Linked DNA regions of Homo sapiens: regions 1 and 3 are each linked to region 2. A link is an interaction called in ENCODE POLR2A ChIA-PET data of the cell type or tissue named here. Cell type or tissue: HepG2. All regions are shown on one strand. Region 1 overlaps ATP2B3 (ATPase plasma membrane Ca2+ transporting 3). Region 2 holds the start of SLC6A8 (solute carrier family 6 member 8). Region 3 has its middle 20 kb from the start of DUSP9.

Region 1 (8,000 bases), 150 kb before region 2:
CCCAGGGGCAGAAGCACATTCATGGTGCTGTGCAGCCATCACCACCATCCAGCCGCAGAACTTGTTCGTCTTCCCAAACTGAAGCTCTGGCCCCGTTCAACCCCAACTCCCCAGCCCCCAGCCCATGGCACCCACCCTTCCACTGTCCGTCCCCTCAGATTTCACAGCTCTCCTATGAGGCCCTCACAGGAGTGGAATCCTACAGTGTTGGCCTCTCTGTGACTGGCTCCTTCTACTGAGTCCAACGTCCTCAAGGGTCAGCCATGTTGAAGCCCGTCTCAGAATGGCCTTACTTTGTAAGGCTGAGTCCTATTCTATGGCCTGGATGGGCCACATGGTGTTTATCCAGCTGCCTATCCATGGACATTGGGTTGCATCCACCTTTTGGCTATTGTGAGTAATGTTGCTATGAACTTGAGTGGACAAATACGTTTGTGTCCCTGCTTTCAATTCTTTGGGGCCTACCCCAGCAGTGGGGTGGGTGGGTCCTATGGGAATTCTACTGCTTTCCACAGTGGCTGCACCGTCTTCCATTCTATGGCGGTGCTTGTTTGAATGAGAATTCTGGGCCAGCCCTGGAGCCTCTGAAGGCAGGCAAATGTGTGGTCTCGAGCTTGACTAGACACCCAGATCCCCCAGGGGTTGGGGTGCTTTATAGCGTTCTGGTCCTCCCGCTTCTGAATGGGAAGCTCTGGACCCAAGACTCTGTATTCGTGAAGTTCCCTGAGTGGGGAGGGGTGCCCACCCAGGTCTGGCATGGGCTGCCGTAGATTAGAGTAGAGCGCTGGGCCACCTAGGGGCCAGGAGTGCTGCAGAAGTGCATCCACCCAAAGGCGCAGGCTGAATCGGGCAACCTCCTGGGCTCCTGCCACCTCCAGGGTGTTTCTGTGGGTTCCAGAATCCTCCTTGTCTGGACCCTTGTTAACGAGGACTTCCAATGCCTGTGTCTTTCTGCGGCACCCGGCGCCGGACAGGCGGTTGCTTTGGCTTTGCACGCAGCTGCCAGTGGGTCCCCAAGGTGGCCCCTCCGGGGCTGCCCTGCAGGGCAGAGCTTCAGGCAGGTGGGTGCATGCAGGAGTGGGGAGGGGGCGCCATGGTGATGGCTATTGTTTTTGCCCAAAGCTGTTCCAGGCATGAGAGCCACTTGTCATGTGTACAGATTGTACCAGGAACAGGGGGAGGAAGGAACAGAGCACTGGGGGCCGGTGGGGGGCAGAGGGGGAGCCTGTCCCTTTAAATCTGTTTTCTCGGGTTTTATTTCCTTCTCTTTTCCCATCCTCCTCCCTCCACCAGCACAAGTGGAGCCGTGAGGGCCCAGGAGCTGCAGCGACGGTGCCTCTGAAATATTAATGAGGCTGTTCTCTGCCTCAGCTCCTTCCCTCCCCCTTCCCTGGCTGCATGCAGGCCTTGTCCTTGGAACCCTCCTTTCCCCTCCCAGGTGGTCGCCAAGGTGCGTCAAGCAGAGGGGAGGGGGCAGGGGCGGGCAGGAAGGAGAGGGCCTGGCGCAAGGGCAGGAAGATGTGGGGAATCAGGGATAAAAGGGGTCTCCCAGGTGCACACCAGCCACCAGCATCTCGACCTGCCTAGGATCATGCCAGGCCCAGGAGAGGGCAGGGTGGCTGCCAGACTGGGCGCCCTCCTTCCGTGCCCTCTCCCCACCTGCTCCCCAGCTGGTCTAGGGGCCCACCCCGGGCCTGACCTACGAGGCCTGGGCCACACCTCTCGCTGTTGCCTTGGCTTGCTTTTCCTCTCTGGGTTCTGCCGGGCCTGGCCTGTGTTCTAGGAGCCTGGAGGTGGAGAGAGATGGGGGACTATTGTTTTAAGGAATCCCCGTAGTGAGTCACGTCGCTGAGTGATGGGCCCTTCTGAAAGGCGGGCCCTTGCTTGGTGGGTCTGTAGGGAGCAGGTGACGGACAGTCTGCCTTCAGGAGGGCCCACGGTGGAGGGCATGTGCCCAGGTAGGCCCCCAGGCGTCCACCTCCTGCCCTCTGCCCCTGAGTTCTGCTTCCTTCTTGCTTCGGGGCCACGGCATCCTGGGCCTGGCTCTGGCTTCCAGATGGTCTGAATGCCCAGGAGCCGCATGTTCTCATCACTGAGGGTCCAGTGACTAGGGAGTGACTCGGGAGCTGGGACTTCCTGGCAGTACATGCCCCATCATCCCTGTGGGGATATATGTCCACGCAGACCCCAGAAACTGAAGGGGTGCTCGACTGGGGTGCAGTGGGGCTGTTTTCAGGAAAGAGAATGGCGTGAATCCCGATGCGTGCATCACCTGAGATCTGGAGGACGGTGGTGGGATCTCGCCCTCCATCTGTTCTCTCCTCCATAAAGGCGGAGCAGGTGGCCGAGTGGAATGCAGCCTGGGCCTGCTGGGGAGGCTTTCAGGGGTGTCATCAGAGCGTCCCAGCAAGGGCGGCCATGACCCACCTCAAGTCACATGGAAGGCAGGGCTGGGAGAACCAGGGCAAAAGCAGGAGGCTTCCTGAGCCTCAGTTTCCCCCTCTGTAAGGCAGGGAGAGTTCTCCTGGCCCTCGTAGGGTGTTTCCAAGGGTGCAGTGAAAGAAACATGTCTGTCAAGAGCTGGCATGCAGATGTGGGCTCAAAACTCAGTGTGTGCCATGGGGTCCTGAGAGGGGCCCCATGGGAGCGGGGGTGCCCCCTACTTAGAAAGTGCCGAGCCTTCTGGAGCATGCTGGGCTGCCCAGGGCCTGGAGGAAGTCCATGGGGGACTAAGCTGGAGGTGCCAGCAGAGCCCCCAAAGCCAGGGAGGGACAACATAGGGGAAAGAGGACCCCTGGGTCTCTGGTCAGGTGGGTTTGAGTCACTGGGTGGGGAGTAGGCACTCTGAGCCTAGTTGGGAGGTGAGGGTCTCTGGGCCCTGCTGAAGAGAAGAGTCCAGAAGGCGGTTGAGTAATGGGCCTGGACTTGGGCCATCCCCTCCAGCAGCCCCTGGAGGCAGCAGCCAGGGACCCCCCTGGCTGTCTCCCACCACGAGGCCGGCCAGTCTGTGCGGGGATGGTGCAAATGCCGGAAGGTGCGAGGCCCCCTCTGTGGAGGTTCTCATTTCAATGAAGCCAATTAAGGTCAGAAAGATGAAAGAGCACAGAAATGGTATGTTCCCTGCCCTTTTGGTGCCTACAGACCATTCTCGGCAGCCAGCCCAGGCCGGAAACTCTGTCAGGCCTGCAGAACTGATAGGCCTAGTCACTTCGGTTCTTGGCCATCTCGGCGATGGCTGCTGTCTTTATTGGGCCTCAGGGAGGCCACCGCCCAGGCTTATATAGAACCCAGAAAAGCAAAGTATATGCCATTTGGTCTGCACAGCAGCCAACAGTCGCTCTAAATGGGCCTTACTCTAACTGATGGATCCTGTCTGCCCTATAGCCTGTTGCATTCATGAAGACAGTGAGGGTTAGCAGAGCACCCCGACCCCACCCTGTCCTCCAGGATGGAGACTCCACCTCCCAGGACTCCAAGTTCCTCCCCTGTGGGCCAGGCCCCCATTCACTCATTCCTCCAGGCCCCCGGCCACATGCGGGACTGACCACGCGGTAGACTTCCTGCCGACTCCATACCACGTGTCTCAAAGAGCTTAGGGCCCAGCTGGTGGGAGACAAGCTCACAGATCATCGCAGCGCCAAGCAGAGTGAAATAGGAATGGGTCGCGGGATTATAGACTCAGGCGCAATCAGTTTTGGCTGGGGAACTGGCAGAGACTCCTGGAGAATGTTCCACTTGAATTGTGACTAAGAGGATTCATCGGAGGTCAGCAGGTGGAGCTGGAACAGAGGGCGTGCGGTCGGGGCTCAGAGCTGGCAGGGCTGTGTGGCTGGGGTGGGAGTGGGGCTGGGAAGTGCTCAGAAGGAATCTGGCCTTTTGCTTGATGGGGATGGGAGACTGAAACAGGGGCTCGCTGGAGTGATGGTGCCTGAACCAGGAAAGTGGTGACTCACAGCAGGGTCATGACCAGTTGCTGGACTAGAGAGAGACCTAAGAGGTGGTCCACAGGACGTGGAGCTTGCTTGCTGAGGGGTGGGGATCCTGCAGTGGGGAGGGCCAGCAGGGCCAGCCGAGGAGAAGGAAGTTGGCCCCGGGACCATGGCAGAGGGGAGGACTGCCTCCTTGCCCACTGCCCTCCCCATGAGTCACTGTGGGTCCAGTCAGACACAGCCATGGCTGCACCAGTCAGGAGCAGCTGTACGACCTGGTATGGTTCTGTCTGGGCCACCGCTGTGGGGTCAGGGGCAGGGACCGGGTGGGGGAGGACAGAGCTGGCCTTGGGTATGCCATGGTCAGAGGAGGGAGGATGAGCACATGCCAGGGGAGGGCCACCAGGCCTCGGTGACCGTGCCACGAGGAACCCCTGCTCTGAGGAACAAGCATTTCTGTCATGGCCGTGTGCCACCCAAGAGCCTACCACACAAGCCATTCACTCTGTCACCCGCTGGGGGCACAGAGCCTGAACCTGACAGTGGCACAAAGTTGCTACATGGTGGGATTGTTGAGGCATGAGGTGACTGGAGCTCAGGAAGGCAGGGAGAAGGCGCCCTGGCAGGTGCACCGTCACAAGCAAAGGTCCTGGGGTGGGGAGGGGAGGCTGTCTCGAGAAGACGAGGAGTCCAGGTGAGAGCCGAAAGCTGCCATTGCTGCCTTGAGGGGTCAGAAGTGGGACACCCAGCTGTCCTCTGGCTCTGCCACTTCCCCAAGCCAGCCTCAGTTTCCCGCATCAGAAAAGCAAGGGCAATTCGTCCACACAGCACCCCCAGAAGGAGCCCGCCTCACCTGGGACAGCTTCGCTTGCTGTCCTGGCCCCCTCTCCTCAGCTTTCACTCCTTCTAGTCTTTTCCCCCCAATGCCTGTCCCCAGACGCCTTGCCTCACCTTTGCCCCAGCTGCAACCCCACAGCTCTTGGCCCTCGGGCCTGCTGTTCTCCCTGTCCCAGCTAGAGAGGGACGGGGTTAGTTGAAACTTGTTGAGCACCTGTCCCAGCACATCAAGCCAGTGCCAGGCATGTAGTAGCTGCTCGGTGAATATGTGTCAGGTGACCAACTGCAAGACAGGGCGGGGAGAGGTGGGGAGAGAGGACGGCACAGGCACATGGCCATCATTTTGTCCCCACATCTCCCAGAAGTGAAGGCTGCTTCATGTGCAATGTGTCGCGAGAGTAAACGCGCAGGTGCCCACGCTTTTCAAACATGGGTCACTGTGGATGGATGTTTCGTGAAGTATCCACCAGGGCCTCTCCTGAGAATAAGGCCATGGACTTGGCCGTGTCTGCTTTGGCTGCCTGAGGGCTTTCTCCCCTTTCTTCAGGGCTCTGGGCCACTCGTTTCCAACGGATGCTTCTGAGCCAGGAGCTTCCCCAGAGACGGGGGTTCAGGGCCCTGCTGAGCTGCCAGGAGGGCTCTTGGCTGATGTCAAGGCCAGGCCATGTGCACTGAGGCCATTTCAGTTCCATGAGGATGTGACAGGCTTAGCTCGGGCCGGGAAGGAGCGGAGAGAGAGGAGCTGCAGTGGGCCCCGCCAAACACTGTGATGGCTGCAGAAGGGGCAGCCTGGGCCCTAGCGGATCCTTGGGTAAGGTGACGGGGACAGGGAGAGGGATGACAACTTTGCGATGCTCGGCAGAGTGGGGCCAGGGCCGTGGCCTGGATGCTTTCAGTGTGGGGAGACTTTGGCTCCTTACTTTGTCATCTGGAGGGAAGAAGAGCGTGGAGGGGAGTGGGTGGCACCATGCTGTGGGCTGGGACGTTGGCAGACTCACCAGCGACCTGTGGCTGCTTTGGCTTTCTCCTGTGTACCCTCTCCTCCTCTCCTCCTCAGCCACTCCCTTTATCCCCTCCCTCTTCTCCCTCCCTCCATCCCCCTTTCCCTCCCTCTCTTTGCCTTTCCGTCTTGTCCCTCTCTCCCCTCCCCTGTTTCCCACCCTTCCTCCGGGCCTCCTCCTTTCCTCGCCCCTGGCCCCCCAGGTACTCTCAGGGCCACAGAAACCGTGAGCCACTAAGGCCACACCAGAAGACCACCAGGGACTCATGGCATGCCCGCTGCACAGGGCGCATCTTAACCAGGCAAGAGCAGGGAGTGAACCGGAGTGAACAAGCGCAGGACTGGTGGTGGGGCGCGGGCAAGACCAGCCACTGATCAGTCCCAGCACGCTGCCCTCACTTCAGCGTGGGTTCCCGAATGGATCTGGGGGGCAGTGACAGCCTCTGCCTCCAGCTAGCTAGTGTTAACCACTGCAGGGTCCTGGCAGGAGGCATCGACACTTCCCCTCCCCCACCTGGGCAAGCCCTCCAGGTTCTGGGCACCCATGGTGGGCAGGACCCGGGAGTGGCCTGGCTGGTGGGGCCTGGCAGAGCATGAGGGCCACTGGCCCAGCCTGGGAGGTGATTTCTGCACTTCGAGGGTCATGGCACAGACTGAGTGAAGATTTGCCGAGAATATTCTGGAAGATGGGACCTCAGTTTTGTCTCAACCACTCCCCTGGCTTCTTCTCGCCTCCATCTCCCCAGGTGTCCACGCTTAGCAGCTTTCTCACCGCCGCCAAACCTTGCCTGGGCACTGGGACCGTGGGTGGCCGCCTGTCCCTAGCTGTGGCTGAGCCAAGATTGCACTTGTGAGAAGGCCTGACAGGCAGCATGGGCGACATGGCCAATAGTTCCATCGAGTTCCACCCCAAGCCCCAGCAGCAGCGGGATGTCCCCCAGGCTGGAGGCTTTGGGTGCACGCTGGCGGAGCTGCGCACCCTCATGGAGCTGCGAGGGGCCGAGGCGCTGCAGAAGATCGAGGAGGCCTACGGGGATGTCAGCGGGCTCTGCCGGAGGCTGAAGACCTCACCCACAGAGGGTAAGTCCCTCTCAGGCTGCATGCCACCCAGCCCTGCTCCCAGCCTTCAGAGGAGCGACCTGAAGGCATCCTTAGCCCCAAGGCTGGCCAGGGTCAAGGGCCACCTGTGCCCCTCCTCTCAGCCATTTCCCTTGAGGGGGAGATGCCCTGGGTAACCTGACCTGACCCCCTCATCTCCACACCTCCACAATCAGGAGTTCTCCGCTCTATAGAGCGAGACTGGGGAGGGGGAGATGGGAACTTCATGGGACACACACACAGGCGGAATGGGCCCCAAACAGAAACCCTTCCGAGGAACAGGGCAGGGCAGGGCAGGGAGGAGGAAGACAGCCCCATCTGTATATTTGGGGATTTCCGGTGTGCTCAACCCTGTGTTCACTTAAGGGGGATCAGAACAGGAGGAAGGGATGCAGGGTGCAAGCCTTCGGAGTTTCGGGTGACCGGGGCCTCTCCTGGGAAGAGAGAGGATGGCCTGGGGATGGCACAAGCCATTTGGGTCTGGCAGGAAGGGGTGACCGAAGCTGGGTCACGGGAGGCCCAGAGTGCTGATCAGAGGTGGCACTGACTGGCCACAGGCTGTCCCAAAGAGGCACAAGCCCAGGGTAGTGTCGGTCTCACTGCTGAGGGAGGCTCTAGAAAGCCCGGTGAGCACTGTCTAGAAAGATCTGGGGCGGAGGCCTGACTATCCCTGTGGGAGGCAATGTTCCACCCGGCCTTGTGAGGCCTGCCCAGCCCTGGTTGCTGCGGTCTGCCATGAAGCGGGGACCCCCAGGAGCCAGGCCCAGCCCCAGATTCCAGGAGCCACAGCATTCTCTGGCGCTGCGTGCCTGGCAGGGCTGCTGGGGCTATCCCAGCCTAGTGCCAGGCCTGTTCCCCAGCCAGTGCGGGCTGATTTGATCTGCTGCCCATCTGGGCAACGCCTGGGCCCACCCATCTCCTCTGCTCCCAGCCGTGAGGCTCCTTGGCACCTCCAGCCTCCCGCTCTGCCCTCACCCTCAACCCAGAGACTGTTCTCTTGTGGCTCCGGCCTCGGCCCCGTCTGTCTGCAGGTGGCACTCAGGCTGCAGGGAGGAGTGAAGATGGAGGAGGGGGGCTGCGGGCCAGGTCAGGAACTCCAGGGTCTGCCTGGGTCTCCCTAGCTTTGTGCCCTGGAG
Region 2 (8,000 bases):
GGGGGTTCTGCTGCCCCCCATCCCTGCCCTGCTGCAGGCCCTCGCCCCCAGCCCCATTCTTTCTGTTCTCCGCTTGGCTGCAGCCGCACGTCGGCCCCCTCCCCAGGAGCTGGAAGTACAAAGCCCTTCCAGGTGGACTCTGGCTCCCCCTTTGTTCCCAGCTTATTCTAATTCCAAAGCTCATTGTGCCCGGCTCGCCTTCAGAAGAGGAGGCGCCCCCATCCTGTCTCCAGCTGCCCATCCTCCCAGGATAACCAGTCACCCCAGGGCCCGGTGGCCCCTCACCCAGCCCCTCCCCGGTCCGCAGCTGCCCTAGGCTTGAGTGGGCGCTGGCTCCAATTCTCAGGCCTCCCCCAACAAACAGGAGCATTCCGGCTAGCCCCCCTCCCCTGCCCTCCCCCCAGCTCCCCTTCTCCTCCCCTCTCCCTCCTCCTCAGCTCCTACTCCAACCCCCCAGCCCCAGCTGGGGCCTGAAAGGCTGCCCACTCCCTGGGACACGGTAAGGGGAGGGTGCAGCTCTCCCCCCGCCCCTCCCCGGTCGCCTCTGCCCCAGAGAACAGTTTGCTTCTCACCCAGAAGCCACCATAGGAGCTCTGGGCTGGGCACAGGTCGCAGGGCACCCCCACCCCCTCCTGCACATGCTCGGAACCCCCCTTCAGTGAGTAGAACACAAGGGCCTGGCAAGACAGGCGGAGGCTTGGAAAGGGCTGGCGGGGGACAGCTACCCGGCCCTCAGCTGGGGGCCTGGAGAGCCCACCCTGCCCCTCCCCAGCAGCTGCTGCCCCCGGGCCGAGCCTGACGCGCCTTGACAAAGCCCGAGAACGCTTTGAAGCCTTCGGACGTGGGAGAGGACCCAGCCAGGGATGGAAATCGCTTTGCCTTTGTTCCCCCAACTGCTCAGCAGCTCGTGGGAGCAGCCTCAGAAGACCCTGTCACTGGCCGCCCGGGTCAGAGCCTGTGACAGAGACCAGAGCTCCGGCCGGAGCTCCCCGCCGGGAACTCCAGCCTTACCAGCCTGAACTTCATGCACTGCTCAAAGAGGCCCAGCTCGCCCTGGCTGGGCAGGGGCGGCTCCCAGGGTGGCCGACGTGGGGAGGGTTCCTGAACCTCCCTCAGGAGCCTCCTGGGACAGAGTCCTGGAGGTCAGCAGAGAAAGGGAAGCCCAGGCTGTGGGCCCCGCGTGGAGGGAAAACTCAGGGGGAACGCCCCGAGGCTGGGAGGGCACAGCCCCATCACACTCCATCTCGTAGTCTTGGAGAAAAATTTAGTTCTACCTCCAGGGCACAGAAAAGCCCAAAGAAGGGATGAGATAAAGGAGGGGCTGGTCAGATTTGTGCTTCAGGAGGGTCCCTCTGGCTGCTCAGAGAATGCAGTTTGGGGTCTGGCCCAGGCCGTGAGGAGGAGTTCACAGTCACTATGGGGTCCAGACCAGCTGGGGGCGGGAGGCAGGGCCTGGCCCAGGGGCTGGTAGTGGGTGCACCCCAGGCTGGGCTGGCAAAGGGCGGGGAAGAAGGTGGGTGTGGGAAGGGGTGGCTGCCTGGAGAAGAGCCCAGTTCCAGGAGGTCGTGGGAGTCAGGTATGGGGGCCCACTGGACCTCCCCTCAGATGTGGGGGCTCCCACTCCGAGGGTCCATGGAGCAGTGGCAGCCATTCTGGACAGCCCCCCACCCTTCACTTCTGTCTCCAGTACCCTCCAGCCTGGCCACCTCGCCCTCTGCCTCGGCCTCCTCTGATCTCACAAAGGCAGCAGCAGTCAGGGGTGGCGACTCCCTCATGATCCTGTCCCTGGCCTCGGAACCCACCGGAGGAGTAACCGCAGCAGTGGTCACTTCCCCAAAGTGCCATCAGCTCTCCTACATCCTTCTCGAGCCTCTGCTTTCTCTCCCTTCCACCCCCACCCCTTTGACAAGCAACATCTGAAAGTCTCCCCTGCCCGCGGCTCCCAGAGCTGTCTGGCCGTGGCCTGCACTCTCCCTCAAAGCGGCCCTCCCCCAGGTCACCGTCCTCCCTTCGATGACATCACGCGCCCACCCCGCACTCCTGCTGGGCTGAGGCCCTCCGAGCCTACTTCACCGGGTCCTCTTCTTTCTCTCAAAGGCAATGGGGTTTGCCTGTGGTCCAGCTGGGTTGGCCCTCTTCCCTCTGTCCTGGGTCCTTGAGTGGCCCCGCTTCTTTAGGCCATCTATGAGTCACTTCTCTAATGCCCCTGTCTCCAGACCAGCTTCAGTCAAAGGCTGGGCCAGAGAAGACCCTAGTGAGAAACTTCTGATGAGCAGTGTGACCTTGCCACCTCAGGGGTACCCACCCACCACCCCTGGTCTAAGCACAGGTGACACCGCCTGTCTCCCCCAACCACACACACCCCTTGAGGCTCCTCCTCCAAGCCTGGGTGGGGACACTGTCCCTCCCTCACCCAGCAAGCTCAATCTGGCTTGGGCCGGAACTGCTTTTCTTCCTAAAGCTGGACGGATGGCCGCGGGCTTAGCTTAACGGGATGAGCCATCTGGGGACTGCAGTGTCCACGATCAGATCAGGGAGCTTGAAGCTGAGGGGGGCACACTTTACCTCCCAGGCCAGGACAATGACCACTTCCTTCCCCACCCCACCCCCAGGCTACTCTTAGCCCTAGAAAATTCTAAACAAGCTGCTCAGCTGGCGGCGGAGAGGCAGCCCAACAAGCTGGCTCTTGCTAGGGAGGCCTGGGGGGTCCTGGGGAGAGGAACACGGGGTGGGTGGGGGGCGGGCAGCCAGGACCTCAGGCCTGAGGCCTTTGGGGAAGGGTCTGTGCACCTGCCAGGCACCAGGGGGCAGCCTTGCCTTGTTCCCGCTCCAGTCCCCTCAAGTCCGAAGCCCCTACCCACTCTCACGCCAGGCAGGGGTGGGGGCCGCCGGGGTCATTTACCCGGGCCCCTTCTCTGCCTTGATGACAAAGTCGAGGCTTGCTCATCAGCCAGGCAGGCTCCCCTCTGCCCACTGTGGAGACACAGAGGCCTGTCACCTGAAGAGCTGGTCCCGGCCTCCAGCTTCCAGGGTAGCCGGGAAGCTGTAGCCCCCAGTGGGCAGCGGTGGAGAGAGCTCAAGGAAGGAGGGAGCACCGGGAGGAGACGGCTGCAGCCTGCCAGGAGCGGGGAGAAAGGGAGAGAAGGGGAGGCGGAGGGCTGAGGGGGCCCGGGGGACGTCTTCCCAGGGCTGGGAGGGGCCGGCCGGGAAGCCTGGGCTGCACTAGGAGCCGGCGACCCTGGGGCGAGGGGCGGCCCGGAGCCCTGCGGGAGGAGCTGGCGGCCGCCCCAGGTAGCAACCATCCTGCCTCCCGCTGGAGCGGCGTCTCCTCCCCGGGAGGAGGGCAGGGAGGAGGTGGGCGGAGTGTGACGAGGAGGGCGGGAGGGAGGGATGCGGGAGGGGGAGGGGGAGGGGGGCCGGCCGGCCGTGGGGGTGGGGCGATAGTGACATCACCCCGGAGTCGGTTTTTAAGCGGCGGCCGGCCGGGGACGGGGAAGAGAGGGATAGTCGGAGCGAGGTGGCGAGTCGCTGAGCCCGCCGCGGCCCCGAGAGCGGCTGCAGCCGCCGCCGCCGGGAAGGAGAGGGCGAGGCGCGCCCGAGCCGCCGCCGCCGCCGCCACCGCCGCCGCCGCCACCACCGCCACCGGAGTCGCGGGCCAGCCGGGCAGCCTCCGCGGGCCCCGGCCGGGGCGGGGGGCGCGGGCCACAGGCCCCTGCTCCGGCCGCCGCTTGCAGACCGCGGGCGCCGATGTCGCCCGCGCCCCGCTAGGCTGAGCCTCGGGTCGGGCGAGGAGCCGCCGCAGCCGCCGCCGCCCGAGCCGCGGGCAGGAGCCTCGGGAGCCGCCGCCGCCGCCGCCGCCGCCCGGCCGGGCCCCGCCGCCGCCCGCGCGCCCCCGGGCCCCCGACACACATGAGATTCTTCAGGCTCACTTTCAAGTGCTTCGTGGACTGCTTCTGACTGCGCCGCCCGCGCCCCGCACCCCGCCGCCCGCCCGCCGCCCCGTCCCCCGGCCCGGCCGCCCCCCGGCCCCCGGCCGGCCCGCGCCCTCGGGGCCCTCCCCGGTGCCGCCGGTGCCCCCCGCCTGACCGCCGCCCCCCGTGAGGCGCCGCGACCCCGGCCCGGCCGTGCGGCCCGCCGAGGCCATGGCGAAGAAGAGCGCCGAGAACGGCATCTATAGCGTGTCCGGCGACGAGAAGAAGGGCCCCCTCATCGCGCCCGGGCCCGACGGGGCCCCGGCCAAGGGCGACGGCCCCGTGGGCCTGGGGACACCCGGCGGCCGCCTGGCCGTGCCGCCGCGCGAGACCTGGACGCGCCAGATGGACTTCATCATGTCGTGCGTGGGCTTCGCCGTGGGCTTGGGCAACGTGTGGCGCTTCCCCTACCTGTGCTACAAGAACGGCGGAGGTGAGTTCCCCCGCCCGCCGCGGCCTCCTCCCCCAGCAGGCCGCCGGCCCCCGCCCGACCCCCGGAGCCGCCGCGGAGGGGTGAAGTCCGGGCAACGGGTGGCCCCCGGGCACGCGGGGGTCGGGGCCGCCCCTCGTCCGCCGCTGCCGCTCGGTGGCCGGGCCGGGCGCCTCCACCCCCCTCGCAGTCATGTGCCTGGCATGGTGGGGGGAGGGGGCCGGCGATGCCCGCGAGGCTGCCCCCCAGACTCCCGGGCTGGGAGGAGCGATTGGCCGCCGAGGTGGGAAAGCAGGCCTGCGCCTTGGGGTCTCCGCGAGGTAAGGAGCCCTGGCTGCCCCCACGGGTCGGGCACACAAGCGGCACATTGTGTGGGCCCCCCACGTGTGCACACACACGAACACACACACACACAATGGGCCACTCTGTCCCTCCCCCTGCCCTCCCCTCCCCTCGCGGCCCTCCCGCCCCTCCCCTCTGGCCCGGGCCTGGAACACTGGGTGCCCGAGCCAGGCTTGGGAAGCCTGCGGCCTGGCCCGCCTGGCGCCGCCACTGGACACACTGCATGCACGTCCCATGCCCGCCCGCCCGCCCGCCCGCCCGGGCCCAGCTTAGCAACAGCGATGGGCACGCGTGTGTCCTGTGACTACAAAACAGCACTGGGGTTGCTGGAAGCCGAAGTGACCCGGTGATGGGTGGGAAACAGAGGTCCAGAGCAAAGGCCTTTGCCCAAGGTCAGGAGAAGGATGCTGGGACCTGGAGTCAGGCAAGTTGCAGCCAAGCTCAGCCTCTGAGTAGTGGAGCGAGCCCAGCCAGGGCAAGGGTAGGAGGCCCAGAGAGGAGAAGGGGGTAGTGGCACCCAGCTCTCCCTGCCCTTCTGCCACCCCCACCCCAGCCTGCTGGCCTCAGGAGATAGGCCTGTGTCACGCCCTGCCTATCTCCTGCAGAGCCTGACTCCCTGGCCTTGCTAAGGCCGGCCTGGCCCCTCTTCCGCACCTGTATCCCTCTGTCCTTGCACATCGCCATCCCACCAGCAGGGGACTGTGACCCACCCACCCTCTGCCTTAGACCTCACACTTGCAGGCAAGCGTCCAAGGGCAGGACAGTCGCGCTCCCTGCCTTTGGATGAGCCCCCCAGGCCTGATCACCCAGCCTTGGCACACATGCACACATGCACGTGCCCTCACTGTGCTGCCTGAAACAGGGAATTGCAGCACTAGGGACAGCCCGCGTGTCTGAGCGTGTGTGTCCTCCATGGCCATCGCCCCAAGTGACCGTGGGGGTGGAAGCCCTGGGGGCCTAGGGCCCCTCTGCCACCCAGGGAATAGGGCTCCAATGGCTCAGGGGCTACTGTAGCCCCTCTTCAACACACTCAACCCACCCCCTCAAGACTCCACCTGGGGCCTGAGTCAGTGGCCACCCCTACACTGACTCACCCAGTCGGAAGTTGTGATGGGGCCTTTGGAGTCTGGGCTGGCCCGCTGGGCCTGGGCAGCCTGGCTGGGGGCCACCCTGAGTCCACGCTGTGCCTCCACCCCCAGGTGTGTTCCTTATTCCCTACGTCCTGATCGCCCTGGTTGGAGGAATCCCCATTTTCTTCTTAGAGATCTCGCTGGGCCAGTTCATGAAGGCCGGCAGCATCAATGTCTGGAACATCTGTCCCCTGTTCAAAGGTGAGCAGCCCTTGGCCAGCCTCAGGGACTGCCCCCTTCTCCCAGCTGGCTCCCACTTGAGAAATCTTTTCCTGTCGTGAGCACCAGGCCTGGGGCCACGTGATGGCGTCCCAGTCTCGAGGGGGGAGCCTGGAGGAGATGTTCAGGCCGCACAGCGAACTTGGGGAAGCGGGGACTAGAGGGGGCATAGGCAGCTCCACAAGGCAAGGACAGGCCAGGCATAGCCGGGCTGGGGACGGGACCTGCCCAGCAGCACCCTTGGCTCTCTAGGTAGGTCCTACTGTTACTATCCCCAAGGACGCTGGGGCACAGACAGGTGGAGCGACGTACTGAGGTTGCCCACTGCAGGGGCGACTGTCTCCAACACTACCTCAGGCGACTAGAAACCCCCCCCCCCCACCACCACCATCAACACCAGCTGCTGAGGACTGGAGGCTACTGGGTGGCCAGGCAGAGGCTTGGACCTCCTGGAACCGCCATGGTGGCAGTGGGACCCACAGAAGGGGCCAGGTGTATGAGGCTGGAGACTCCACAGCACTTGGTCAGATGGGGACAGGAGGAGAGGGGCTCGCTCTGCCTTGGGTCTAGGGGGCGGCTGGAGGAGAGGAGACAGGCTGGGGAGTCAGCGCAGTGTTGGGGCTCACACAAGGGGGAGCCCAGGGGAGTCAGGAGCACCACAAACAAGGCTCCAGGAGGACAGATGGTGGGAGCACGGCCAGCCTGGGTGGGGACATAAAGGGGTGGCAGGGGGAGGTGGCCAGGGAAGAATCTACATGGCAAGGACTTCCCGGCCCCAGGCCTGGGCTACGCCTCCATGGTGATCGTCTTCTACTGCAACACCTACTACATCATGGTGCTGGCCTGGGGCTTCTATTACCTGGTCAAGTCCTTTACCACCACGCTGCCCTGGGCCACATGTGGCCACACCTGGAACACTCCCGACTGCGTGGAGATCTTCCGCCATGAAGACTGTGCCAATGCCAGCCTGGCCAACCTCACCTGTGACCAGCTTGCTGACCGCCGGTCCCCTGTCATCGAGTTCTGGGAGTGAGTCCGGCACCTCTGGGCCAAGCCCATCCCATCCCCCAGGTCTCCCTCATGTTGCCCGGCTCCAGGGGAGTGGCCCTGAGGGGGCACCAGGGTGTTGCCTGGCAGTCCATCCTGGACCCTGCCTGCCCTTGCCTGTCCTCGGAGAGTCCTGGGGCCAGCCTCGCTCCTGGGTTCGGCAGCCGATCACTGTCCTGGTCACTCCCCCCTGATGGGGGAGCTGGGGCTGCATGTGAGGTGGGATGGGAGTGGCCTCCCAATGGCCAGGGGATCGTGGGCTCCAGGCCCAGCCCAATTGGACAAGAGGGACCCGCTGAACCCTGGGCTGTGGGAGAGAAGGGAGCCACAACTCCTGGGGGTGGACCCTGTGGCTCCATCCTCTGCTGGCACAGGCCTCATGGGACCTCCCTCCCTCCCCTAGGAACAAAGTCTTGAGGCTGTCTGGGGGACTGGAGGTGCCAGGGGCCCTCAACTGGGAGGTGACCCTTTGTCTGCTGGCCTGCTGGGTGCTGGTCTACTTCTGTGTCTGGAAGGGGGTCAAATCCACGGGAAAGGTACCACTAGAGGCATGCAGCGGGGAGGGTGGCTCAGCCCTGGGAGCCGGATGTCTGTGCCAGGCACACCTGTGGCAACGGGAGGTGACCAGACAGAGTCTAGCCCTAAGGAAGGGGGAGGTACTGAAAGCCAAGCAATGCTCCCCACCCTGCAAATCCAGGGCCCAGCAGCCTTTGCTCCTGGGGATAGAGGCCCTGGCAGGCACTGTCCCTTCCCTGTGCCCATCACCCCCACTGGTGCCCTCCTGCCAGTCTCTGACTCTTGTGACAGTCTGGTGGACCTGGTCTGGCCATCTGTTACCTATCTTGCCTTGGGGACCCAGAG
Region 3 (8,000 bases), 61 kb before region 2:
ACCCTTGTCTTGGCACACTCCTGCCCCTACATCCTTCGGGCCCCAGAGCTCCCTGACACCACTGGACCCACCGCCCCCCACCACTCTGCTTCCTGCCAGCCCTCCAGATGGCCTGTCCTTGCCCCCTGTGTTTGCTCCCTCCTGAGGTCAGCCCCTCTGCAAGGACACCGGCCCTTCCCCTCTGGCTAGGTTAGGTCAAGGACTTGGCCTCTCCAACGCCCACTCCTCTCAGTCACAAACAGGGACACCTCAGGCACCAACCTGTACCCGAGCTCAGCCACGGACACATCTGGGCCCCCAGAAGGGCCCTCAGCTCTCCAGAGCCAGAGCAGGCAAGGGCGACAGAGCGTGTGGCTTTGGCGGCTGGGCCAGGAGGAGGGAGGGGTCCCTACTGCAGGGTTTAGCCCTTTCACACTTCAGCAGAGAGCAGCCGCCCCGTCAGCACCCACCTGCTGCTGTCCTCAGAAATGGGGTGCCTGTCGGGGTGTGCTGGTCCCCAAAAGATGTGTCCACATTCTGGAGCCTGTGAGTGGGACCCTTTTAGGAAAGAGGGTATCTGCAGATGTGATGACAGTAAGCCTACATGACGGGGGGCAGGGGGTGCCAAATCTAATGACAGGCATCCTTCTGAGACACAGGAGAGACAGAGAGGAGAAGGCCGTGTGGAGATGGAGGCAGAAATTGAGGAAGCCTGGAGCCCCCAGGAGCTGGAAGAAGCAGGAAGGATCCCCCCTAGAGACTCGGCCCTGCGCACACCTGGATCTCAGACTTCTGGCTTCCAGAGCTGTGAGGGAAGAGATTGCTGCTGTTTGAAGCCTCAGGGTCCATAGTCATTTCTTATGGCAACCATGGGACACTCATTTGGTGAGAAAAAGCCCCTTGAAACACACAAGTGGTGGGTGCCGTGGATCAAGGGCCGCCAACCACAGTCAAGCCCCAGGGCCGCTGGCTGGGCAGACTGGACCCCACAGAACCAAGCCACATGGAACACCCCCTGACCTGGAGGACAGGTCCCTGTCAGAACTGGCTCAGGAGGAACTCACTGACTGCGAGGGCCGGGCTGGGCTGGGCCACCGGGAGGAAGGCTGGGGACACAGCCAAGGTGGGGGAGGGACAGGCAGACTGGAGCCCCCTCCAGCTACACCCTCTTGCTCACAGGACCGTGCCTCCTAGCCAGACTTCTGGAAAGTCTTCTTGACAGTCACCTGCCCCAACCAGGTGTCCCCCCCTTCTCCTTCACCCCCTTTGGACAGTTCCCTTCTCTCTCCCATGACCCTCCTCCATGGCCTGGTGCTTCAGCTCCATGACCTCTGGCTTCAAGTAAGGGGGAGGGGCAGGAGGGACTGGGACGGCCCAGCAGCCTGTTCTCAGAGGCTGGCACCGTGAGCAGGAGAAATGAAGGGCAAAGCCAGGAGACACCAAATGTAGGTTAACTGCAAGGAAGGAGGGAAGGGAAGGCCATGGCAGAGGCTCCATTGTGCAGACCCACCCCACTGAAGGCTACAGGCTGGCCAGAGCCCCAGCGCCTCACAGGCCTAGGAGCCCGGGCTTACCATGAAGCCCAGTAGCCACAGTTTCTGGACCCCAGGGAGGTCTCACGGCTGTACAGGCACTGCCACCCAGGGTCCTCCAGGTGCCAGAGGACAAGAGGTTGGCGAGTCAGGAACCTGCCACAGCCATGCTCGTGCTAAGGGGCTCAGAGGATGCCTGGGCCCAGGTGCACCCTGGCTTGGAATAACCTGACCTTCATTCAGGTAACCTTCCGACTCCCCAGCTAGGATATCAAAGTCATGGCGACAGACACTTGGTCGAGTCCACTCTTCTATCACCAGCACAGGTGCTTCAATATGTGTTGAATGAATGAATGAATGAATGAAGAGGTTCAGTATTTCCTGCAGGGAGCAGAGGGTGGTCTGGGCAGCCTCTGAAATGGACGACTGTTGTTGAGGCATGGCTGGCGTACCCTCCCCCTCTTTGAAGGGTAGACGGGGTACCCGGGGGAAAGAGCCTTCCACTCACTGCCCTGGAGCCAAATCTCTTCCTCTTGGTCAGTCTTCTCGCGCCACCCCTCCGGGCATTGGCCCAGAAGCCACTTGCAAAGCGGCCACTGCCCGGCAGGTCAGCAGTCCAGGGGGTGAGACAGCCCCTGGCAGAGCCAAGGGAGGAGAAAGAGCTGGAGTGTGAAGGTGGGTGAGGAGGGGCTGGGGAGGAAGAGTCGGGGGGTCTGGGAGCGGGGAGTTCCCCTCTCCTCCCTGGGTCCCGGCCACCCCCTCCCAGTCTGGCTGGCCTGGCTGCCCCCCAGCTCCAGTCTCCCGTTCTCCTCTTGTCCCAGGCTGGCCCACGATGGGCAGGCGAGGTAGCCGGGGCACAGGGGAGCAAGCGCCGTCCCACAGCTGTGGTCCTGCCCGCTGTGCTGGGGGCACCTGCCAGGCCAGAGGCAGCTCCCTCCTGGGGACAGGTCAGCAGCAGGCCCCCAGAGGCCCAGCAGGGAAGTCCAGGGTGAAGCCAAGCTGTCCATGGGAAGTGAGCGAGTCCCCCAAAGGACTGAGCCAGTGGGAAAAGACCAGGCCAAAGGGGGCTGTGAGCCACCTTCACGGCAGGGCGGGAGCCAAGGCAGCACCTCCCCCCAGGGCCAACTGTGGAGCCACATGGTCTGAAGGAGGTGGAAGGAGAGTTGGGGGACCCTCCTCTGCCTTAGGCTGGCTCAGCTGGCCAGGCTGGCTGCGGGATCCTGGGGGCAGAGGCCTTTCCCACACTGGCATCTAGTTGAAAAAGGAGGTTCAATGAGTTTAAGCGTCCTGATCTGGAGGACAGGGACGTTAGGGCTTTGCATTCACCAGGCACCGGTGTCCCCTTAATATACCGAGGGTTCAGCGCTCCCATGTCCCAGCCTTGCCCACCCAGCCCTGGCTGCTGGGAGCTGAGCATGAGTTAGGTGCCCCCTTGGCCCCTGAGAAACCAGAGCTCAGGGGTTTCTTTTCTTCAGAGACCCTGGGCCCTGGCCAGGAGCACTTGGCCCACAGCAAGGAGCCCTCAGCAGGCCTGTGCTCCCAGGACGAAAGCCGTCCACCCAGGGCTTAGGGGAAGGGCGGGGATGCCGCTCAGGGAACCTCCGGCTGCAGGGAGCAGGGCCCCCAGGGGGCCCAGTGCAGGGACAGCTTCGGAGCCCCTTTCCTCAAGCAGAGGCAGGGAGGTGCCCAGTGGCCTTCGGCTGTGTGTCCTGGTGCCCAAGCTTGCCCCTTCACCGGGGCGCTGTGGCTGGGGCCTGGGCTGTTGAGACGTTGTGGGGTGACTGGTTTGTGCCCCCACTGAAAGATACATCCATATCTTAACACCCAGGCCCTGTGATCAGGGCCTTATATGCAAATAAAGGGTGTCTGCAGATGTCATTAAATTGAGGATGTGGAGATGAGAGCAACCCAGATGATCCAGGGGGCCCCAAATCCAAGGACAGTTTCCTTAGAAGGGACAAGAGAGAGAGACACAGAGAAGGCCATGTGGAGGCGAAGGTGGGGAGTGCCCAGGGCCCCCAGAAGCTGGAAGAGGTGGGTGGATCCGCCCCCAGAGCCACCGGAGGAAGCACTCGATTCTGGACTCCGGCCTCCAGAACTGGGAGAGTCAATTCCTGTTGGCTGAAGCCAAGCGGTTTGTGGTCATTTGCTGCGGCAGCCCAGGCCACTCCGACACGAGGGAATGAGCTGAGCCCAGAGTCCTCCTGGGCCGTGGAGGCGGGGGGCGGGGGGACCTTTGCACCCGCATCGTCCAGTAACCTGGTGGGGGCTGGGGCGACCTTGGGAAGGCAGCTCCCGTTGTCCTTGGCTCATTTCCAGAGAGCATGAGCGGCCAACCTGAATGGAGGCTGGGGAGTGAGCCCCTTAGGCCGGGGGCCCCTGGGAGTGCACCCCACTTCCACCGCAGGAGGAAGGGCCGTGTGCAGTGGGCTGCGGGTCCCACACAAGCCTAGAAATGGGGGAGCAGGGGCCACCGTGTGCACCATTGTTGGCACCGCGTGTGTGGACACATTGGTGGTGGAGGCAGCAGCGCGGTCAGCTGAAGAGCGCGACGCCTAGAGCAAGTGAAGACGACCTTGACAAGCCCATGATCCTGTCAGGAGATCAATCTCCCTTCCAGCATGTTTTCAGTTTTTTACTGTAAAGAATTGCAAACACATGCCCAACCTAGAGAGGATGACAGGGCACACCGGCCCCGCCGGCGGTCCTCACACAGCCCTCTCTCCTCTCCACTCCCCTTAATGTGGCCCCGAGGCCTGGGGCCTCCTGAGAGAGGCACCTCCATCTGCCTTAAGCAGGGACAGGGCCTTCCAGGCAGCAAACCCGGGTTCAGAACCTGGACCCTTGTCTACACCAGCCAGGGCTGGAGGTTGGCCCTCTCAGCCTGGGGACTCATAGGGGTGCCCGAAACTCCAGGAATCAGCCCCCTGGGCCCCCACTGGGCCAGGTCAAAGTCAGTGTGGGTGGGAGGTATTTGCAAGATCGCCATGCAGGAAGTAGGGTCCCAGGGAGAGGACAGGCCCAGACAGCCATCGCCGCAGGCATCTGCCCACATGGAAAGCAAGGCGGTAAGCAGAGGCGATGGAATGTGTGTCAACACCGTGCAAAGGGCCAGTGTGGCCGGGGCTGGGGCAGCGAGGGCGGCAGCCAGGGGCCTCAAGGGGCGGGCAAGAGGCCCGGGAGGCTGGGACTGCCAGGAAGGAAGCCAGCTGCTCAGCCTGGGGCGCCCTCCCCGAGGCCTGCCCGCTCCCTACCAGCCAGACTTCTAGCCAAGCTCCAGAGCTGGGAGCCCAGCTGCCCACCTAGCATCTCACAGGGATGGCCTTGCACACTACACACCTCCACCCAAGTGGAGCAATTCTGTACATTCAAGTACAATTCAGTTGTACAATTCTGTACAATTCAAGTACATTCTCAAGTGTACTTGAGCAATTTCTGATGCCGAGCTCCCCTGCCGCGCCACATCTATAGTGGCTCCAGGTGCGGTTGCCTCTTCTCTCCACACCCCTCCCGGGAGCACACACGCAGGCATGTAGGCTGCTCCAAGGGGTTCTGGAAGGCTCTGGCCCTTTCTTCTTCAGCAACCTCCTAAGGGGCTGGGTGAGGAGTGAGCGGCCAACACACATACATGCATACACACACACGTACACTAGCCTCTGCATTTCATATACATGTGAAAATCATTTGCTCCCCAATGCAGGTAACATGAGAGGCTGGGCCCTGCAGCTCTGAGGCTGTCTGCACAAACAGATCCTGAGAGAGAATAGCCTCAAGGGGTCTGTCAGCCTGTGGCCAAGTCAGATGGTCACGTCCTGTTTGCCCTGGGTGACTGGTCCAGAGGTGGGCCTCCCCGTGAGGACTCGACTGCTAGGGCCAGCAACCAGCACTGAATGCCCGTGGCCCAGGTATGGGGCAGAGTGCCTCCCTCCCTCCCCCAGCAGGCCTGCCTCACCAGGACCCTCTCACCCACACTCTGGAGGGTACACAGGGCCAAGAGCCGGGGGAGGGGGCAAGGGAAGGGATTAGCCCCAGGCAGCCAGCTAAAACGGGGTCCAGGAGCAAGGCGGCACTGAGGGGCCTCAAAGGCCAGCAGCATCAGGCTGGCAAGGACGCATACATGAGCACACACTCGGAACACGCGGGAGTGCCTGCCTGTGTGCCTGCAGGCAGGAGTGTGCAGGAGGCCGTGTGAGAGCCTGGGGAGGGCTGCGCCAGTGAACAAGGCAGGCCCATGTGTGTGTGTGTGTGTGTGTGTGTGTGTGTGTGTCTGTCTGTCTGTCTGTCTGCCTGTGCATGTCTGTGTCTGTGTACACACATAAGTGCATTTGTGCATGACCCAGGGGAGCAAGTGCGCCCTGCCTCAGGGACTCCAGGAGCCGAGCTGGCATTCAGGAAGCATCTTTAGGCTCTTGAACAAAAGGGCAGCCTCTGCTGTCTCCCTCCCCACAGCTCCCTCCTCTGAGGTGGCAGCCGTGTGGCACATCCCGGCTCTTCAACCTTCAGCCTCATTTTTATCCTGAATATCTACACACTTGCGTGCACACGCACATGAGCACACGCACAAACGCCCTGTGGTACAGTACACTCCAGGAATACTATGGACCATCTTTCTTTCTTTTCTTTCTTTTTTTTTTTTTTGAGATGGAGTCTTGCTCTTGTCACCCAGGCTGGAATGCAGTGACACTATCTCGGCTCACTGAAACCTCCGCCTCCCAGGTTCAATCAATTCTCCTGACTCAGCCTCCTGAGTAGCTGGGATCACAGGCGTGCACCACCACACCCGGTTAATTTTTGTATTTTTAGTAGAGACGGGGTTTTACCATGTTGGCCAGGCTTCTCTCGAACTCCTGACCTCAACTGATCCACCTGCCTCGGCCTCCCAAAGTGCTGGGATTACAGGCGAGAGCCACTGCGCCCGGCCTACAGACCCTCTTTCTAGGTCCCTGAGCAGGGGAAGTATTTCTGTGCCTCCGTGCTCTTGCCCATGCTGTGCCCCCAGCCTGCTACGACTTGCTTTCCAGAGCCACCTGGTGAACTCCTACTTTGAGCGGCAGCTCAGTGGCCTGCCGTCTTCCTCTGCAGAGCCAGTGGCTTTCCCTGGTCCTGTCCTACCTGTGGGTCTTGTGAGCTACTTGTTAAAAGTGAGTCACTTGCTCCTGAGACCTCAGCCACCATCCCAGTAACTATCACAGACCTAGATTGTCCCCAGAACCCAACTGAATTGGTTCATCCATTCACTCCACAGGCACGGATTGGGAGCTTACTGCATCATGCTTCTCCCTAAAGATAAGCTCTTAGTTAACATCACCAGCCATGAATTACTATACTGGAATACACACTCAGGAAAAGCCATAATGTAGACCAGGATTTAAAGAAATGCCATTTAACTAAGAAAAAACTAAGGACCTTGTTTCAATATCAGCCATGAGCTGCCACTGCTTGTTAAATATGAGTCTATGTCAGAGGCAGAATAAACAATTCATCAAACACCTCTTTAAGGAGTTACAAGTTTCTTATCAAAACCTCCAGCCCCATTTGTGCTTCTGTTATATCGGCATCTCCAAGTGGATGAGAATGTTCACTGGTAGCTTTGTCCCTTTTCCATGGTGAGGGGCAGAGGGAGGTGCAGGCTGTCCTTCCTCTTCCTCAGTCTCGGTCTGGAATAGCTAAAGAAAGCAAAACTACCTCCTCTGAGTTGAGTCTCTTTTCACGGAGACCCTCTTCTGTTGCCAGGCGCCAAATATCATGAAAACTGTAACTGGTTAAAAAAAAATCACCTGCATAAAAATCTTTAAAATTCATTTCAACAACAAAACTGTGTATGATAAAGGGTCATTCCACCAAGAAAACATAGCAATCTTAAATGCGTATACACCAAACCACAGAACTGCAAAATATGTGAAGCAAAAACTCATAAAACTGGAGGGCTAGGTGCAGTGACTCATGCCTGTTACCCCAGCACTTTGGAAGACTGAGGCCGGCAGATTGCTTTGGCTCATGAGTTCAAGACCAGCCTGGGCAACATGGCAAAACCCCATATCTACAAAAAAATATAAAAATCAGCCGGGTGTGGTGGTGTGTGCCTGTGGTCCCAGCTACTTGGGAGGCTGAAGTGGGAGGATCACCGGAGCCTGGGAGGTTGAGACTGCAGTGAGCTGTGATTATCCTACTGCACTCCAGCCTGGGCAACAGAACCAGATCCTGTCTCAATAACAAACAACTCTAATAAAACTGGAAGGGGAAATAGACAAATCCACAATTATGGTTGGAGATTTTAACACACTTCTCTCAAAAATTGACAAAACAACTAGACAGAAAATCAGCAAATTATAAAAGAACTCAACATTACCATCTATAAACAGGATCTGATAGACATTTACAGAACACTCTGCCCAACAACAGCAGAATACCCATGGGGCACATCCCAATATAGACGATATCCCAGGCAAACCTCAACGAATTTAACAGAGCTAAAATCATACAGTGTGT

What was found. ChIA-PET counts read pairs that join two places held together with the same protein. Peaks named below come from ENCODE experiments on the same cell type or tissue, not always from the same donor. Only the 100,000 strongest peaks of a DNase experiment are listed, where the experiment ranks them.
Region 1: POLR2A ChIA-PET joins it to region 2 with 6 read pairs; 3 of 35 experiments call an interaction of 5 or more read pairs at or near these places.
Region 3: POLR2A ChIA-PET joins it to region 2 with 7 read pairs; 2 of 35 experiments call an interaction of 5 or more read pairs at or near these places.

What each region holds. Positions count from the first base shown.
Region 1 is chrX:153,529,610-153,537,609 of GRCh38, forward strand. It overlaps ATP2B3 (ATPase plasma membrane Ca2+ transporting 3), which reads left to right. Exons shown (of 22, transcript NM_001001344.3): 3 at 6,513-6,846. The coding sequence starts at 6,639. Among named protein-coding and RNA genes, the nearest start is that of ATP2B3, 16 kb to the left of the region's middle. In HepG2, no CTCF peak of the experiment used is centred here; no DNase peak of the experiment used is centred here; H3K27me3 peaks cover 2,953 bases.
Region 2 is chrX:153,684,433-153,692,432 of GRCh38, forward strand. It overlaps SLC6A8 (solute carrier family 6 member 8), which reads left to right and starts at 3,494. Exons shown (of 13, transcript NM_005629.4): 1 at 3,494-4,404; 2 at 5,943-6,074; 3 at 6,872-7,121; 4 at 7,543-7,675. The coding sequence starts at 4,143. It also overlaps a transcript of PNCK not described here. In HepG2, CTCF peaks have their summits at 164 and 2,809 (motif pointing right); DNase peaks (open chromatin) are centred at 189, 3,399 and 5,421; H3K4me3 peaks cover 3,072 bases.
Region 3 is chrX:153,623,322-153,631,321 of GRCh38, forward strand. No RefSeq gene overlaps it. Among named protein-coding and RNA genes, the nearest start is that of DUSP9, 20 kb to the right of the region's middle. RefSeq lists enhancers at 123-622, 3,677-3,821 and a cis regulatory region at 3,742-3,755. In HepG2, a CTCF peak has its summit at 4,738; DNase peaks (open chromatin) are centred at 180, 3,760, 4,140, 4,580 and 2 weaker places; H3K4me3 peaks cover 3,262 bases.